Regions from separate parts of the Homo sapiens genome. Here region 2 is linked to region 1. A link is an interaction called in ENCODE POLR2A ChIA-PET data of the cell type or tissue named here. Cell type or tissue: PC-3. All regions are shown on one strand. Each heading gives the region's core, and the rest is flanking DNA. Links, peaks and the distances in the headings are about the cores only. Region 1 has its middle 15 kb from the start of LINC02156. Region 2 holds the start of LOC105369746 (a long non-coding RNA gene).

Region 1 (2,814 bases), core at 202-2,701:
AGGTCAAATGGTAATTCACTTTTAAGTTCTTTGAAAGACCACCAAACTGCTTTCCACCGTGGCTGAATTAATTTACATTCCTACCAACAGAGTGTGAGCATTCCCTTATTTTCTCAGCCTCGCTGACATTTGTTGTTTTTGACTTTTTACTAACAGCCACTCTGACTGGTGTGAGATGGTATCGTATTATGGCTTTAATTCGCATTTATCTAATGATTAGTGATGTTGTATCAGTCCATTTTCATACTGCTATAAACAACTGCCTAAGACTGGGTAATTTATAAAGGAAAGAGGTTTAATTGACTCACAGTTCAGCATGGCTGGGGATGCCCCAGGAAACTTACAATCATGATGGAAGGCAAAGGGGAAGCAAGGCATCTTCTTCAAAAGGCAGTAGAAAGGAGAAGTGCTGAGTGAAGGGGGAGGAGCCCTTTATAAAGCCATCAGATTTCATGAGAACTCACTGTCACGAGAACAGCATGGGGGAAACCACCCCCATGATTCAATTATCTCCACGTGTTCTCTCCCTTGACGTGTGGGGATTATAGGGATTACAATTCAAGATGAGATTTGGGTAGGGACACAAAGCCCAACCATATCAGATGTGGACCATTTTTTCATGCTTGTTGGCCACTTGTATGTCTTCCTTTGAGAAGTGTCTGTTCATGTCTTTCTGAATGGGGTTATTTGGTTTTTGTTTGTTCAATTGTTTAAGTTCCTTATAGATTCTGGATATTAGACCTTTGTCAAATGCATAGTTTGCAAATATTTTCTCCCATCCTGTAGGTTGTCTGTTTACTCTGTTGATAGTTTCTTTTGCTCTGCAGAAGGTCTTTAGTTTAATTGGGTTCCACTTGTCAATTTTTGTTTTTGTTGCAATTGGTTTTGAGGACATAGTCATAAATTCTTTCCAAGGCCAATGTTCAGAATGATATTTCCTAGGTCTTTTTCTAGAATCCTTATAGTTTGAAGTCTTATATTTAAATCTTTAATCAATCTTGAGTTAATTTTTGTATATGGTGAGAGGTAGGAGTCCAGTTTCATTCTTCTGCATATGGCTAGCCAGCTATCCAAGCACCATTTACTGAATAGGAAGTCTTTTACCCGTTGCTTATTTTTGTCAGCTTTGTCAAAGAACAGATGGCTGTAGATGGTGGCTTTATTTCTGAGTTCCCTAATCTTTTTCATTGATTTATGCATCTGTTTTTGTACCAATACCATGCTGTTTTAGTTACTGTTGCCTAACCTTGTAGTATAGTTTGAAATCAGGTAATATGATATCTCTGGCTTTATTAGTTTTGCTTTGCTTTGGCCAGTCAGGCTTTTTGGGGATTCCATATGAATTTTAGAACAGCTTTTTTCTACTTCTGTGAGTAATGACCTTGGTAGTTTGATAGAAATAGCATTGAATCTGTAGATTGCTTTGGGCAGTGTGGCTACTTTAATAGCCACGAGCAAGGAATGAGTAAGAAATGTTTCTCATTTGTTTGTGTCAACTATGATTTATTTTAGTAGCATTTTGTACTTCTCCTTGTAGAACTCTTTCACTTCTTTGGTTAGATGTATTCCTAGGTATTTTAGGGTTTTTTTTTTGGCTACTGTAAATGAAATTACATTCTCAATTTGTCTCTCAGTTTGAATATTATTGGTGTATAGAAATGCTACCAATTTTGTACATTGATTTTGTATCCTGAAACTTTACTGAAGTTGTTTATAAGTTCCAGAGCCCTTTTGGCAGAATCTTTAGGGTTTTCTAGGTGTAGAATCATATCATCAGCAAAGAGAGATAGCTTGACTTCTTCTTTTACTATTTGGATGTCTTTTTTTTTTTTATCTTACCTGATTGTTCTGGCTAGCACTTCTGGTGCTATTTTGAATAGCAGTGAGGAGAGTAGGCATCTTTGTCATGTTCTTTTTCTCAAGGGAAATGCTTCCAGTTTTTTCCCATTCAGTATGATATTGACTGTGGGTTTGTGATAGATGGCTCTTATTATTTTGAGGCATGTTCCTTCAATGCCTAGTTTGTTAAGGGCTTTTACGATTAAAGGATGTTAGCTTTTATCAAAAGCTTTCTCCATGTCTATTGAGATGATCATACGGCTTTTGTTTTTAATTCTGTTTATATGGTGAATCACATTTATTGATTTGCACAGCTGAACCAACCTTGCATCCCACGAATGAAGCCTACTTGATCATTGTGAATTAGTTTTTTGATGTGCTGTTAGATTTGGTTTTGTTGGATTTGGTTAAAGTTATTTTTGTCTATGTTCATCAGGGACATTGGCCTGTAGTTTTCTTTTTTTCATTGTGTCTTTGCCAGGTTTTGGTATCAGGGTGATGACGGCTTCACAGAATGAGTTAGGGAGGCATCCTCCTCCTTGTTTTCTTGGAATAGTTTCAGTAGAATTGGTACCACCTCTTCTTTGTACATCTGGCAGAATTCACCCAACTGTGAATCCATCTGGTCTGGGGCTTTTTTTGTGACTGATTCAATTTTGGAACTTCACATTGATCTGTCCAGTGTTTCAACTTCTTCCTGATTCAATCTTGGGGCCTTGTGTGTTTCCAGAAATTAATCCATTTCCTCTAAATTTTCTAGTTTGTGTGCACAGAGGTGTTCATAATAGTCTCTGAGAGTCTTTTGTATTTCTCTGCGAAATACAATTTCTTGTCTTTTAGAATGCTGAAAATAGGCCACCAGCCTATCTTGGTTGGTAAGGTTTATACTGAGAAGTCTGCTGTTAGCATGATAGGGTTCCCTTTGTATGTGATCTGATCTCTGTCTTTAGCTGCCTTTAACATTTTTTTTTCTTT
Region 2 (2,814 bases), core at 177-2,676, 150 kb after region 1:
TTCTTCCTTGGGAACACTGATTGTTCTTAGGTTTGGTCGTTTAACATAATCTCAGACCTCTTGGAGGCTTTGTTCATATTTTCTTATTCTTTTTTCTTTGTCTTTGTTGGATTGGTTTAATTTGAAGAACTTGTCATTGGGCACGGCCCAGCACTTTGGGAGGCTGAGGTGGGTGGATCACCTGAAGTCAGGAGTTTGAGGCCGCATGTCCAACATGGAGAAACCCTGTCTCTACTAAAAATATAAAATTAGCTGGGCATGGTGTAATCCCAGCTACTTGGGAGGCTGAGGCAGGAGAATCGCTTGAACCCGGGAGGTGGAGGTTGCGGTGAGCGGAGATCGCACCATTGCACTCCAGCCTGGGCAGCAAGAGTGAAACTCCATCTCAAAAAAAAAAAAAAAAAAAAAAAGGCCTTGTCTTTGAGCTCTGAATTTCTTTCTTCTACTTATTCAATTCTATTGCTGAGACTTTCCAGAGCATTTCACATTTCTAAAAGTGTGTCCAAAGTTTCCTGAATTTTGTATTGTTTTTTCTTTAAGCTATCTATTTCCTTGAATATTTCTCCCTTCACTTCTTGTATCATTTTTTGGATTTCCTTGCATTGCGCTTCACTTTTCTCTGGTCTCTCCCTGATTAGCTTAATAACTAACCTCCTGAATTCTTTTTCAGGTAAATTAGGGATTTCTTCTTGGTTTGGATCCATTGTTGGTGAACTAGTGTGATTTTTGGGGGGTGTTGAAGGGCCTTGTTTTGTCATATTACAAGGATTGGTTTTCTGGCTCCTTCTCATTTGGGTAGGCTCTGTCAAAGGGAAGGTCTAGGGCTGAAGGCTGTCGTTCAGATTCTTTTGTCCCACAGGGTCTTCCCTTGATGTAGTACTCTCCCCCTTTTCCTATGGATGTGGCTTCCTGTGAGCTGAACTGCAGTGATTGTTGTCTCTCTTCTGGGTCTAGCCACCCAGCAAGTCTACCAGGCTCTAGGCTGCTACTGGGGGTTGTCTGCACAGAGTCCTGTGATGTGAACTGTCTACGGGTCTCTCAGCCGTGGATACCAGCGCTTGTTCTGGTGGAGGTGGCAGAAGGTGCAATAGACTTTCTGAAGGTCTGTAGCTTTGGTGGTTTAATGCTCTATTTTTGTGCCGGTTGGCCTCCTGCCAGGAGGTGGCATTTTCCAGAAAACATCAGCTGTAGTAATGTGGAGAGGGACCAGTAGTGGGTGGGACCCTAGAACTCCCAAGATTATATGCCGTTTATCTTCCACTACCAGGGTGGATAGGGAAGGACCATCAGGTGGGGGCAGGGCTAGGCATACGCTCAGACTGTTCAGGAGGCTCAGACTCTCCTTGGGCAAGTCTTGCTGTGGCTGCTGTGGGAGATGGGAGTGAGATTCCCAGGTCACTGGAGTTGTGTACCTAGGAGGATTAGGGCTGCCTCTGCTGAGTCATGCAGGTTATCAGGGAAGTGGAGGAAAGCTGGCAGTCAGAGCCCTCACCCAGCTCTCATGCAAACGGAAGGGCTGGTCTCACTCCCACCATGTCCCACCAACAGCCCTGAGTCTGTTTCCAGGAAGAGGGAGAGATAGGCTTGAAAACTTGCCCAAGGCTATCTGCCTCACAGCTGTGAAAGAAAAGGGCTTTAGTTCTTCCCCTACGAGTGAAGTCTGCATACTGGATTCACGCCCTCCCCTGAGTTCTGGCCAGGAGGTTTCTCACCCTGTTCAAATTGGTACAAATTTCGGCTAGAGCATTCCTTCTCCCTGTGGAGTTTTACCCCCTGCATCTCTGGCCACCCTCTCAGTGGATCCCTGTGGTGCCAGGCAGGAATGGGCTGCAGGGGCACCCAGCGAGCTTCCAGGGCCTTTCTGCCGCTTCCTCTACCCCTGTTTTTCGCTTGGCTCTCTAACTTGACTCAGCTTCAGGTAAAGTCAGAAACTTCTCCCACAAACAGATCTTCGGCTTCTCCAGTGGGGGTGTGTGTTCGGGAGAGGAGGGTCTCCCTTTCCCACTTCTGCAGTTGTGGCACTGCAGTTGGGGCACTCACAGTATTTGGGGGTCTCCTGGGTCCTGCAGGAGCAGTCTGCTTCCTTCAGAGAGTCTGTGGATCCTCTCAGGATTGCTGGTTTGTTCTTGCAGTCGATCTGGAGCTAAAATTCACAAGGCAAGCCTCTGCATGCCGCTCTGTCTGGAGCTGTAATCTAATCCTGCCTCCCATCCGATATGATCCCAGGAGTGGCATACCTGACTTATGTATCTGCCATACGAGGCCATTTTTTAAAATTGAAATGTTTTGGCTCTAAGATAAGCAGGTATTTTTGTAGCACCATAATTTCTGGTTCTGTGAAAATTAAAAAAAAAGTTTTTGTAAATATGTTGCCCATTAAAGCAATTATTTCAGCTATTTTTTCACTTCCGTCTTTCTAAAATAAACATTAGTCACAAGAATATACATCCTTCCAAAAACCGTTTTAATCCTAGTACATTTTTAGTTCCTTTCCTCTCTGAATCAGGAAATGATAGATCGTGGATGCATTTTTAATTGTTTGTATTTATTGACTATTTACTAAGCGCCAAACATTATGCCAAGTGCCTTACAGATATTATGGCATTTAAAACTAACAGTCCTATGAGGTGTGTGTTTTTATTTTCATTTTAAAGTTTAGGTATCTGAGCCATAAAGAGTTTAAGATTCTCGCAAAAGTTCCCATCACCAATAAAGGGCATACACTCAATTTTCTCCAAGATGTGTGCACCCCCAAGCCCATGTTCTTAACCTCGATACCATCCATACCCTCTCTGTGGGCTACATACTAGACAG

What was found. Peaks named below come from ENCODE experiments on the same cell type or tissue, not always from the same donor. Only the 100,000 strongest peaks of a DNase experiment are listed, where the experiment ranks them.
Region 2: POLR2A ChIA-PET joins it to region 1 with 13 read pairs; 2 of 35 experiments call an interaction of 5 or more read pairs at or near these places.

What each region holds. Positions count from the first base shown.
Region 1 is chr12:47,399,016-47,401,829 of GRCh38, reverse strand. No RefSeq gene overlaps it. Among named protein-coding and RNA genes, the nearest start is that of LINC02156, 15 kb to the left of the region's middle. In PC-3, for the core only: no CTCF peak of the experiment used is centred there; a DNase peak (open chromatin) is centred at 1,399.
Region 2 is chr12:47,248,655-47,251,468 of GRCh38, reverse strand. LOC105369746 (a long non-coding RNA gene) reads left to right here and starts at 1,008. Exons shown (of 2, transcript XR_007063288.1): 1 at 1,008-1,102. In PC-3, for the core only: no CTCF peak of the experiment used is centred there; a DNase peak (open chromatin) is centred at 1,608; H3K4me3 peaks cover 1,218 bases; H3K27ac peaks cover 1,920 bases.